Regions from separate parts of the Homo sapiens genome. Here regions 1 and 2 are each linked to region 3. A link is a contact called in ENCODE Hi-C or POLR2A ChIA-PET data. All regions are on one chromosome and are shown on one strand. Each heading gives the region's core, a stretch centred on a gene start or an enhancer-like site at or near the end of the contact. The rest is flanking DNA. Distances are from core to core; before and after follow the strand shown. Region 1 holds the start of NTSR1-AS1 (NTSR1 antisense RNA 1). Region 2 holds the start of LINC00659 (long intergenic non-protein coding RNA 659). Region 3 holds the start of TCFL5 (transcription factor like 5).

Region 1 (4,003 bases), core at 168-2,667, 130 kb before region 3:
CAGGCAGGGTCGCATTTTAAATGATGGTTTTGGGTGCTGAGCCAGCCCAGCTTGGAGGGGGTTTCGTTTCACAGATGAGGAGCCTGAGGCTGGGGGAAGCCACTTGCTCAGATGCACACGGCTGGGGCCGGCGGCAGGTTTGCCCGACCTCGAGTCTGCGCTTCTCATCCTGGAAGCGACCGCCTTGTCCCCTGCGCAGCCTCCTTCTCTGGCTCAGCCACGTGGGTTACTACTGAGTTCACTCTTCAGCCCTGGTGGGGGACGGGCAAGAGATGGGGCGTGAGGGGCGGGCGGAGGCAGCGAGGTCTGGGATGAGAGCTTTTCTGGAGCCTTCTCTGGAGTGTGACCCCCTTCCCCGCAAAAAAAAAAAAAAATCTTGGCTCAGCTCTTGGGCTTCGGTGCAGTAGGGGCTTTGTGGCCGATGCAGAGGAAGCCGAGCTCTGCTCCTGGAAGGACGTGGCCCCTTGTCTTACCCAGGCTTCATTTTGGGGCCATCTTTTTAGGTGGTTGAAAATGAGTAACTCATTCTTGACCTTGTGCAATGCCCACGCCCTGTGTCCGGGGCTGACCTGGAGGCTCTGGGTTCTCTGCTGAGCAGAGCTGGGGCCAAGACCACCCCTGGGGAGCGAGGAGCAGGCGCTGGTGTGCCTGGCCCAGGTGGCTTCCCATAAAAGCTGCAGGCAGCCCTGTCTAATGTGGCAGCCCTGGGCCACACGTGGCCACTGGGCATTGAGACATGGCTGGTCTGAGTGAAGATGAGCTTCAGCCTGAAATCCGCACCGGGTTTTAGAGTTAATGCGGAAAGGCGGTATACAATAGCTCACTAATACCGTTGCAAGTTGATATGATATTTTGAATACATTAAGTTAAATAAGATATCGTATTAAAATTATCATAGCTGTTTCCTTCCACTTTTGTAACATAGCTACTGGTACATTTAAGCCTCACGTGGCCTGCATCCTATTTCCACGGGACTGTGCTGCCCGAGCCCCTCCCTGCTGATGAGAAGCAGCCCTCGGGTGGCTTTGGGGTGTGTCCAGAGCCTGTACAGCCTCCCCTTGGGGTGGGGTGCCGCGTGCGGGGTGCCAGGCACCAGCCGGTGCTGAGGCCCCATGTGGAGGCAGCCCTGCATGATGGGCAGCAACCAGTGGGGTGCCATCGTGTGCGGTGACGTGCACACTAAAGAAAGACGCTCAGCTCCCTCCTCTGCCCCGCCTGGCCGCCAGCTCAGTGCCAAAACCATGGTTAGGGGGTGGGAGGCCACGGGTGCCCTTGGGGACCTACCAGGCCTGCAGGGTCCTTGGCAGAGGGGCAGTGCCTGGCACCAGGAGGACACTGTGCTGGAAGGTCAGCCTGTTCCCACAGCCAGGGATGTGGGGCTCCCAGGTAGCCCCATTCATAGTTATTTGAATTGCTGTGATGGAGGCAGGCGGAAGAGGTGGGACTGCGAGGGAAGGCAGGGGCCCCCCGGGGAGAGAGTGGGTGCCTCCTTCCCTTTCCTCAAAGCCCAACGGCCTTGCAGTGAGACTGCCACTATACAACAAAGAGCCAGCACCGCTGTGCACGCTGGAGTCTCACAGATGAGCCGATTATGTCTTTGTGACAAACACATTATTAGGAGTGAGATGAATTCCTTCTGTGGGCGGGGATGATTCAGAGAGAGGCGTCCCAGCCCCAGGAACAGCCTCCCCGCAAGGTGGCCTCAGCCTCCCCCATGCTCCCCTGGAGGCCGCTCCCTGGCTTGGGGGGTGGGTAACACGGGAGTCCCCCCGACACGGCGAGGTGAGCTCACCTCCTGAGGCTGGCGTGCAGGGAAGTAGGAAAGGGCACACACTGCGACCGGGGACCAGGGACAGGGTCTTCCCCGCTGTGACCTGTGGGGCTGTGCAGGGGGCGGGAGCAGCCCCCATCCCAAAAGGAAATGGGACAGGAGTTGCCAAGAACAGTTCCCCTTACCCTCCAATTCCTCACGGGTTCAGCACTTTCTCTGAGGGGGTCTGGTCTGAATCCCAAATTCAGATTCTGTATTCAACTGTTCCCTTCATTACAAAGAACAAATTTCCGAGCCCAGTAATTCCCGTTTAAATTTGTCAATTTTCATCCCTCGATAGAAATCAGTATGTGGTGATCACAAAAGCCGGGGTATTAGCCCAGTGGACAGTTTGTTCTGAAACTTGTCCCTTCGGGGCAGGGCCTGGGTTAGGAGGCCTGAGATCTGCCTGGAGCCTGGGGTGCCTCGGGCAGGGGCATCGTGGCTGGGGATTCTCTGCACTTGCCCCATGGAGCAGGGCGGGAAGGGAAGCCAGGCTCCTTTCCCTGTCTGGGTCTGGGGCTGCTGCCCTTGGCAGCTGGGGAGACCCTGGGACCCCAGAGGCAGAGCCCCACTCTCTGTACCCTCAGGCGCAATGCCCTGAAAGACAGGCGCCACTTTGTCTTCAGAAAGGCAGGAACCAAACCCCTCTCACAGTTCCAGAAGCTTCCCTGAGTCCCAGTTTAGACGCAGAATCTCCTCTGTGGATCACTCCAACTGGGGAACCAGGAGAGGGGGTTTGGGAGAGGAGGGAAGTGGCTTCCACCTGTGGGTGGGGCAAAGAGAGGGCTCCCAGCTATGCAGGGCGGGCCCAAACCTCCAGCAGAGCCCCTTTCCCAGCGAGGACTCCGAGGACTCCGAGGCCCTGGCCTGTGGCTCCCAGGGAACAACCTGGACCCTCAGCATAGGACCCGCAAGCTGAGACCCTCCTCTGTTTTACTGCTTCATTTTCCATCTGTGACCAGGGCCCAGGCCACATGCACACACCTGGCGTAGGAGTTACTTCGTGATGTGTTTGGCTGTGTCCCCACCCAAAATCTCATGGGAATTGTAATCCCCATAATGCCCCGTGTCAAGGGCAGGACCAGGGGGAGGTGACTGGATCGTGGGGGCGGTTCCCCCAGGCAGTTCTTGTGAGAGTGAATCTCATGAGATCTGATGGTTTTAGAAGCGTCTGGCGTTTGCCCTGCTGTCACTCACACCGTCCTGCTGCCCAGTGAAGAAAGTGCCTGCTTCTCCCTCCACCATGATTGTAGGTCTCCTGAGGCTCCCCCAGCCCTGCAGAACTGTGAGTCAATTCAACCTCTTTCCTTTATAAACTACACAGTCTCGGCAGTTCTTTAGAGCAGTGCGAAAATGGACTCACACACTTGGCCTGGGCCCAGTCTTTCCCGGATGGATGGTGCGATGATCAGCCCCGTGTTCGTGAGGACGGGGCCAACCCAGACCCACCTGGAGTTGTAAAGTTTCATCAGCACTCAGCCCCACCTGCTCATGTACGTACTGCTATGGCTGTGTTGGCCACAGCGGCCACAGTGAGTGGTTCTGCTCAAAAGTTGAGATCCTCCGGCCCACGAAGCCACAGTGACTCACTCTCTGGACCTTCACAGAAAGCATTCACCCACCCCACCCTAGGATGCGTGTCCAGAGGTGAAATGGCTCCCTCCGTGCAGTCGGAGAGCCCCTTGACTCACGGCTGCACCCCTGCTCATCAGGCACAGCGGCAGGCACGTGACCTCTGTGGGGCCACTTGTCCTACTTGCAGGGAGGGGCCGAGCATGGGATGCAGCATCCACGCCTGCACTTAAACGAGCCCTCTGTGGCCTTGCCCCACTCGGCCTGAGGAGAGCCTGGAGAGAGATGCCGTCCCTGCCTGGGCGCTGCGATCCTCCTTCCTTCCCACCTGCTCTCGTCCCCACATCTGCCCATCGCCAGGTCCAGCCCCGGATGCAGGCCACACCTGGGTCCCTCCCTGGCCCCACCCCTGAGAGCAAACCCAGAATGCAGTTGTGGCTGCAGCGGCCTCCTGCTTTACCTCCTGCTGCTGCTTCCCACTTCTGAGCTGCTCCAAGTCCAGGATTGATGACCTGACCCCTGCCCCCGGTCCTCCCCACCCCCCACACCCCTGCACCACCTCACACACTCTTACCTCCTTCCTCCTGGCCCACAGATGCCCTTCAGCCCTGCAGCCTC
Region 2 (3,710 bases), core at 175-2,674, 85 kb before region 3:
AGCGCTCACAGGCTCGGCTGTGTCTCAAGACCCAATTCCTTCGAGTCACTGAGATGCCCAAGGACAAGGGCAACAGAGAGTGTGAAAAGCTGGAGTAGACAGGACAGAAAACAGGGTGCAGCGTCCCCCAGGTTGGCAGATAGCCCAGCCCCAGGGACCCCACAGCCATGGCAACCTGTGTGAATGAGCCCCAGGAGCAGGGCAGTACACGATCTGCGCGACTGTGCGGGGCAGCCCTGGGTCTCTGCCTCAGGGGAGAGATTGTGTCCTCGCCTTTTGTGGTTTCTAGAGGTTCCTGCCCTCCTTGGCTGCACGGCATCTCCCAGCCTCTCTCTCCCTTCCGTCGTCCCCTCTCCTCCTCTGACCCTGACCCTCCCAGTCCCTCTTAGAGGGGCTGTGATTAAACTGTGCCCACCCTGACCATCCAGAATAATCTCCCATCTCAAGGTCCTTAACAGCATGTGGAACTGCACTAGCCGCCCCAAGGCCCCCAAAAGGCAACCCTGGATTGGGCCCCCCAAGTTGCCTGGGATTCATGGCCACCACCCGGCTCGACGGCTCCAGACCGAAATGCACCCAGTTATAGAAACAGACAGTTGCCTCTTGAATGTGCACATGTGTGAGGAGAGTGTCACACCCGTCGAATTAAGGTGGACCCGCCATGAGTGGGGGCAATGCTGGCCAATGCCCACCTGCCCAGCACCCACAGCTCTCGGCCTGGGGCTCCCTCTGTCTCTGGAGCCCGCACTAAAGTGTGCGTCTCCATCCACGACTGGCAGGGCTTGGGGCATAGACATCCCGCTGCCTTGCCTGGAGGCGCCCCAGGCCTCCACTCCCACACTGTCTCAGGGCTCCCCGGGGCTCGGCTCTCCTTGCTCACAGTGGTCCGGGCTGGGGTTCCTTCTTGGTTGCATTTCCAGCTGTGTTCTTTCCTTCACTTTCTCACTCTCCCTTGCCTCAGGGTCTGCATCTGGGGGTCCACTGGGGAGGACTCAGCCTCTCCCGCGTCCTCCATCCCACACACCTGTCCCTGGGCAGCCACGGGGAACAGGAGCACAGGGGACAGCAGGCAGAGGGCAGCGCCCGGGCGAAGGGGACTTTCGCCCTTGCTTCATGCAGCCCTGGCACCCGCAGCAGGGTAAGACGAGATCCCAGAGGAGGAGTCTTGGCCGCAGAACTGCAGGGCCAAGGCACCAGCCGCTCGGGGGCCTGGAGAGCTCAGGTCACAAACTTGAAGTCAGCTGCCCAGGAAGCAGCCTCAGCTGGGGGTCACAGGCCAACTGGGCAGTGCCCTTGGCCACACCTGTGGAAGGAGGACAGAGGAGGGCAGGGCGGAGGAGGGAGGTGCTGGGCTGCAATGTCACCTCTACAGACCTCGGCTGATCCCAAGGGGGTCCACAGTGGATATGGTCCTTCAGGGGTGCCCTTGAAGGCAGGAAGGGGACAGGACTTTATACTGTTCCTCCCACCCCTTCGAGCAGTCACCAACTGCAGCCCAGATGAGGTCAACAGGTACAGAAAGGAGGGGGTGGGACAGGAAGGAGGGGCGGGACAGGAAGGAGGGGGCGGGACAGGAAGGAGGGGCAGGACAGGAAGGAGAGGGTGGGACAGGAAGGAGGGGCGGGACAGGAAGGAGGGGGCGGGACAGGAGGAGGAGATGGGAACAGGGAGGTGGAACGGGAAGGAGGAAATGGGACAGGAAGGAAGAGATGGGAGCAGGAAGGAGATAGGACTGGAAGGAGGAGATGGGACTGGAAGGAGGAAATGGGACAGGAAGGAGGAGATGAGGCAGGAAGGAGGAGATGAGGCAGGAAGGAGATGAGGCAGGAAGGAGGAGATGAGGCAGGAAGGAGGAGATGAGGCAGAAAGGAGGAGATGGGACGGAAAGGAGGGGATAGGACAGAAACGAGGGATCAGGGTCCTATTCTAATCTCCTGGGGGCATGATTGCAGGGGGTGACATGATTACTTCCAGCCAGCCCTACATGAGCCACCTCGTCCATGGAGTCAGCCCCGCCAGGGCAGCAGAGCCCTGGGTTCGCACAGGGAGCCAGGGTGGCGTGGGGCCTGCATTGCAGACTCCATTTGTCCACATCAATCACTTCTCTACGGCCCAAATCACCCTTAGTTGCCCAGTTCCTGCTCCGCGGCAGTCTGGCTCCTGCTGGCGCCCCAGCCATCTGTCTGCATTAGAGAATGATGCTTGCCAGGGCCTCAGGGAGGTGGCACGGATGGGCAACACTGTGCTCCCGGACCAGGTGACAGACACCACCTCATGCCCCATGGCATGGACCTCCACCTGTCTGATGGCTTTGCCCCAGCCTATCTGATGGCATGGTCCCTGGCCAGTCTATCTAATGGCGTGGTCCCCAGCATGTCTGATGGCGTGGTCCCCAGCCTGCCTGATGGCGTGGTCCCCAGCCTGTCTGATGGCATGGTCCCCGGCCTGTCTGATGGCGTGGTCCCCAGTCTGTCTGATGGCGTGGTCCCCGGCCTGTCTGATGGCGTGGTCCCCGGCCTGTCTGATGGCATGGTCCCCGGTCTGTCTGATGGTGTGGTCCCCAGCCTGTCTGATGGTGTGGTCCCCGGCCTGTCTGATGGCTTGGTCCCTGGTCTATTTGATGGTGTGGTCCCCAGCCTGTCTGAAGGTGTGGTCCCCAGCCTGTCTGATGGCGTGGTCCCCGGCCTGTCTGATGGCTTGGTCCCTGGTCTATTTGATGGTGTGGTCCCCAGCCTATCTGAAGGTGTGGTCCCCGACCTATCTATCTGATGGTTTGGTCCCCAGCCTGTCTGATGGCGTCGTCCCCGGCTTGTCTGATGGCATGGTCCCCGGCTTGTCTGATGGCATGGTCCCCAGCCTGTCTGATGGCATGGTCCTCAGCCTATCTGATGGTGTGGTTGGTGTGGTCCCCAGCCTATCTATCTGATGGTGTGGTTCCCTGGCCTATTCGATGGTGTGGTCCCCAGCCTGTCTGATGGGGTGGTCCTCTGTTGGCTGGTGTGATCCTGCCTCTTGTCTCACATCGTGAACCCTGGCCTGCAGGAGGTGACCCAAGGCTGATGACTCCTTCTCCGGGGCCCTTGCACCACACAGCCTGGCCCTGATTACAGCCCCTGGGCTCCTGTACCTGTCCTCGCAGCCCCCACTCTGCCACTTTGCATTTGTCTGTTTCACTCAACACACATTTAATGAGCACCTACTGTGTGTACCAAGCCCAGTGGGGAACAGCACATCAATGAGGCTGGTGCGGGAGGCCTTGGGTACCCTCCGTCTGGCTCCCCGCCCCAGCGCATGAGGCTGCCTCTCTGGGTCTCGGACGCCCACACCGCAGTGTCTGGGAGAAGGCCTGGAAGCCTGCATTTGGGCAGTGGCTCTGGGGCCCGGCCTTGCTGGCTTCCGGTGGCCCCAGGCAATGACTCCTCCCTGTCTCCATTTACAGATGGGGAGAGGAGCTGAGGATGGTGGGCCCGTGACCCTGAGTGGCCAGTTCATTCCCCAGGCCCTGACTGGTGCAGCAAGAAAGAGAATCCGCCTTGGGTTGGGGGATGTGGCATGAACTTTAAGATCCACCCTTTTCCACCCTGGGATCCTGGCCCCCGTCCCGCATCCCAGCCCCAGCCAGGACAGCCCCTGGCCACACCTTCTCGGCACATCAAGAGTCATGAGAGGCAGCGTCTGCCACCAGGAGGCCTCGTCCCACCGGGCCACCT
Region 3 (4,206 bases), core at 1,302-3,801:
CATCTGTCTCCCCTGCCCCCCAAGGCCAAAATGCCATCAGCCACAGGGCTCAGTCAGAAGAAAGCTCCCACTACCTGCTGCTTCATCGCTTACCTCCCACTTTAATCCAAACTTGCTCAGGCAAAACTTTGTTTCTACTACCTAACGTCTGTTTAGTGGATTCAATTTCTTGCTGATAACAGAAAGAAAATGCTCTAGGCAATCCAATATCCTGGTGCTTGGCAGCTTCAAGTACAGAACATGAGTTACTAGAACTCTGGAAAAAAATGAAGCAACAGGAATTTTATCAATATGTGGCTTACTCTCCTCTTTACTGCACAAATGAAATGCACTTAACAAACATCAAAACTACTAACACGTAATTTGAAGAACTTTAGTTGCACTGAAGATTTAAAAATATTCGCATACCACATAAACACTCAACTTTCACAGGTATTTTTTTGTTTTTGTTTTTTTGTTTTTTTTTTTGAGACAGGCTCTCACTCTGTCGCCCAGACTGGAGTGCAGGGTCGCGATGTCAGCCCACCACAACCTCCACCTCCCAGGCTCAAGCGATTCTCCCGCCTCAGCCTCCTGAGCAGCTGGGATTACAGGTGTCCGCCACTACCACCTGGTTAATTTTCGTACGGGGTTTCACCATGTTGGCCAGGCTAGTCTTGAACTCCTGAACTCAAATGACCCACCCACCTCGGCCTCCCAAAGTGCTGGGATTACAGGTGTCGGCCTTGGCGCCCGGCTTAAAAGGTTATTAAGCTCACTGAAGGGAAAAAAAAGTACTTGGGACCTAACCAAAATAAGTTAAAATTTACCCATTTAATACAAAAGAGCAAAGCTTCACAAATCATGTTCCCTACCTGTGTCTGTGAAAGATTAGAATTTCCACTAGTAGAGCAAGCATTTGTAGTAAACAGTGGGTATGTAAATTGCAAAGCAGTAGTTGTAGCCGCAGTTTTATTTTTCACTAATGCTGTACATTTGTTTTGTTGCTGAAGAGGAACATTCATTAGTTCAGATGGATGTCGAATGAGAGTTACCAAACTGCCAAGACAAAAGAAAGCCCAGAAGTGTCAGCAATACGTGGCAGACAAGCATCCACCATCCCACTCCCATGGCTCTGGCTAGTTTTTCCAGACAGCAACCCAACTCTCATCCTGGAAATCTCTACACAACAATTAGCAACTATCGCTGCTGTGGAAGTCCTCCTCTTCCTATGGAGGAAAAGCAAAACTGCGCCACCTCCCTGCTCTCATCACATCCTGACACCAATCTCACTTTTGCCATCCTCCAGTGTGACCACGATGGGCAACTACAGGCTGGGATGAGCAGAAAACTGCGGACGCAGCCCCTTCCACAGCCATCCCTGAGGGTCGCCAAGGGGGCGGCTGCAGGCTGGAGCCTCATTTTAGAGCTCAAAGCCTGCAAACCCCCGTCGGGCCTTCCTAGGCTTCCCTGACATCCAAGAGTGCCACCCGGAGCACATGGTTCCCAGGAATTCTGCGCGCTCGGCCCCACTCCAGGCGGGGCCACTGAGGGAGGGGGTGTTTAGTTTCTGGAAGTACCTGCTCCCCGGGGCCCGCACAGCGCACACAGCCTTTCGGGGCGGCCCCAGACCCGGTGAGGTCCGCGCCCTGTGCCGCCGGGAGGGCAGGCTGGGGGCGTGCACAGCGAGGGCCCCCTTTGCCTCCGCCCCGGCCCCGGCCCCGGCCTCGGCCTCCACCCGGGCCCCGCCAGCCCCCGGCCGCCGGGCACGCACTTGTTGAGCGCCCCGCCCGGCTCGGGGGGCTCGGGGCCGCGCGGCGCGGGCGGCGGCTCGGCGGGGATGCTGTTGAAGCGGTCCTCCAGGCGGACGCGCACGGCCGGCTTGGCCCGGGCCTCGGGCGCGCCGTCGGGTCCAGCCGCAGCCGCAGCCGCGCCCGCGCCCTCCTTGGCGGCGCCGTCGGCCCGGGCCCTCGCTCCGTCCCCGCCGCCCGACGTCTTCTCCGCCGCGCCCGCCTCGCTTAGCAGCATCATGCGCAGCTCCTGGAAGTCGATGTGGCCCAGGCAGGGCGCGTCGGCCGCCAGCGCGGACGGGCACAGCACGGGGTACACGGGCGCCGCGCCCCCCTGACCGCCCGCCGCGAAGCCGCCCGCGCCTGCGCCCGGGCCCGCCGCCGCCAGCAGCGCCGAGTTGAGGCGCGTCTCGAGCTCGCCGTCAGCCGCCGCCTCCATGTGCGAGCAGAGGATGTGCTGCAGCTGCGTGTACTCCACCTCCGTCATCTCCACCAGGCTCAGGTCGGTGGTCGTGAAGCTCAGCCCCGGCTCGCCCAGCGCCGCGTCCCCGCCGCCCGCGCCCTCGACGGCCGCCTCGCCGCCTGCCGCGCCTGCCTCCGGCGGCGGCTCCCGCGGTCCGGGGCCCGACATGGCGGCGCGGCGCGGCCCAACGGCGGCGAGGGCGACGCGGGCGGCGGGCGGCGGGAGGCGGGAGGCGGGAGGCGGGAGGCGACCCCCGGCCCGAGCACTACTCTGCGCCGGCCACAGCCGGCGCGCCGTTGGGGGAGGGAAAACCGCTGAGTGCCGCGCACAGCGCCTGCGCCGCCCCGCCCCGCAACGGCAACCCCACCCCTGCGCCAGCCCCGCCCCCTCCGTTACCCGCCGCCGCCGGCCCCGCCCCCGCCCAACCGCCCGCACGCCCGGCCCCGCCCCACGTCGGCGGATGCTTGCGCGGAGGGCCCGCCCCCACGGCCCAGCCACGCCCCCACAGCTAGGCCACGCCCCCAGCTCAGGCCACGCCCGGTTCCCAGCCACGCCCCTGCTGCCCGGCCACTCCCCGCTGAGGCCCGGCGAGGGCGGCTGCGCTGGAATCAGCGTGATACCTACGCGGTGACACCCTGGGGAGAAGCCACGTCCGTGCGTGCACGTGCGCCCCATTACAGCGGCAGGAATGAAGACGTTGTCAAAACAGCTCCCTGGACCCACAGTCCACAGTGCCCAGGCCATCCGCTTCATCCGCGTAAAATGCGCAGCGCATGGCCGGGTTCTGTGGCTCATGCCTGTAATCCCAGTACTTTGGGAGGCCGAGGCAGGTGGATCAGGAGGTCAGGAGATCGAGACCAGCCTGGCCAACATGGTGAAACCCCGTCTCTACTAAAAATACAAAAATTAGCTGGACGTGGTAGTGCGTGCCTGTAATCCCAGCTACTCGGGAGGCTGAGGCAGGAGAATCGCTTGAACCCGGGAGGCGGAGGTTGCAGTGAGTCGAGATCTTGCCACTGCACTCCAGCCTGGGCAACAGAGCCAGACTTCATCTCAAAAAAAAAAAAAAAATGCACAGCGCGACGGTGGTGGTACATTCCCAGCGCTGGGCCCGCCTCCACCGCTGCATTCACCACCGGTCTCCTGTAGCAGTCAGCACACTGCCCCTCCCCCGCCTGCAGCCACTAATCTTCTGTGTCCAGGAGTTTGCCTAGGCTGGGCCTTCCCTGTTAAGGGAACTATGCAATATGTGGTCTTTAAGAGACTTATTTTTGCAATCTTGAAATAATTCCTGTACTTAACCTCTCACCCACATTCCCATCTCACTCAGTGGTTGTCTGTTCTCTGTCTAGGCATTAGGACACTTAAAGGCCTGTGACTTGCACATCGTCTTCTAAGCCGGGTCTGAATCTTTCGCTCATTTCATCACAGTTTAGACACAGACCAATATATTACAATGATTCAACGATGGGCTATGAAAGCTCAGCCATGCAAATCTAAACTCACACATGTATACATGAAAATAATATATCAGTTTTGGGCAAAACATCAGGTTTCAGAAAACACTACCAAGGAGGAAAGCAAGGACTTAAAACTCTCAAGGACATGGCAACAGAAGTCGTCTAACGTAAAACAGAGAGGGAAGGCTAAGAGAGTGAGCAGAGCATCAGTGAGCTGTGGGGCCGCTTCAAGCAGTGTGATTTGAAGTCCCCTGGGGGTGGAAGGATGGGGAGAAAGACATTTTAAGAAGTAATGATTGCCAGGTGAGGTGGCTCACGCCTGTAATCCCAGCACTTTGGGAGGCCGAGGCGGGCAGATCCCTTGAGGTCAGGAGTTCGAGATCAGCTTGGCCAACATGATGAAATCTCGTGTCTACTAAAAATATAAAAAATTAGCCAGGTGTGGTGGCATGTGCCTGTAATCCCAGCTACTCAGGAAGCTGAGGCAGAAGAATCGCTGGAACCCGGGAGGTGG

The links. Hi-C counts contacts between places; a loop is a spot of excess contacts on that map. ChIA-PET counts read pairs that join two places held with the same protein, here RNA polymerase II (POLR2A). Pooled maps may share reads with other maps.
Region 1: a map with no recorded cell type shows a loop between it and region 3 (3-fold over the local background). The contact joins the promoter of NTSR1-AS1 here to the promoter of TCFL5 in region 3. A Hi-C loop is called at or near these places in 2 of 37 single-sample maps with no recorded cell type and 9 of 50 pooled maps. POLR2A ChIA-PET finds 5 or more read pairs at or near these places in 2 of 52 experiments (CD4-positive, alpha-beta T cell and activated CD8-positive, alpha-beta memory T cell).
Region 2: a loop to region 3 is called in a pooled map, with 7 times the contacts of the local background. The contact joins the promoter of LINC00659 here to the promoter of TCFL5 in region 3. A Hi-C loop is called at or near these places in 5 of 50 pooled maps. POLR2A ChIA-PET finds 5 or more read pairs at or near these places in 2 of 52 experiments (Caco-2 and Panc1).

Annotation. Positions count from the first base shown.
Region 1 is chr20:62,733,942-62,737,944 of GRCh38, forward strand. It overlaps NTSR1-AS1 (NTSR1 antisense RNA 1), which reads right to left and starts at 1,418. Exons shown (of 2, transcript NR_199009.1): 1 at 1,285-1,418. All of the region lies in intron 1 of NTSR1 (neurotensin receptor 1), which reads left to right. RefSeq lists an enhancer at 842-1,687.
Region 2 is chr20:62,775,432-62,779,141 of GRCh38, forward strand. LINC00659 (long intergenic non-protein coding RNA 659) reads right to left here and starts at 1,425. Exons shown (of 3, transcript NR_046225.1): 1 at 1,375-1,425. RefSeq lists a silencer at 732-893.
Region 3 is chr20:62,859,271-62,863,476 of GRCh38, forward strand. TCFL5 (transcription factor like 5) reads right to left here and starts at 2,552. Exons shown (of 6, transcript NM_006602.4): 1 at 1,754-2,552; 2 at 855-1,038; 3 at 94-256. The coding sequence starts at 2,400. It overlaps LOC105372717 (a long non-coding RNA gene), which reads left to right and starts at 2,165. Exons shown (of 4, transcript XR_936989.4): 1 at 2,165-2,271. RefSeq lists silencers at 1,971-2,120, 2,621-2,810, 2,861-2,960 and an enhancer at 2,345-2,999.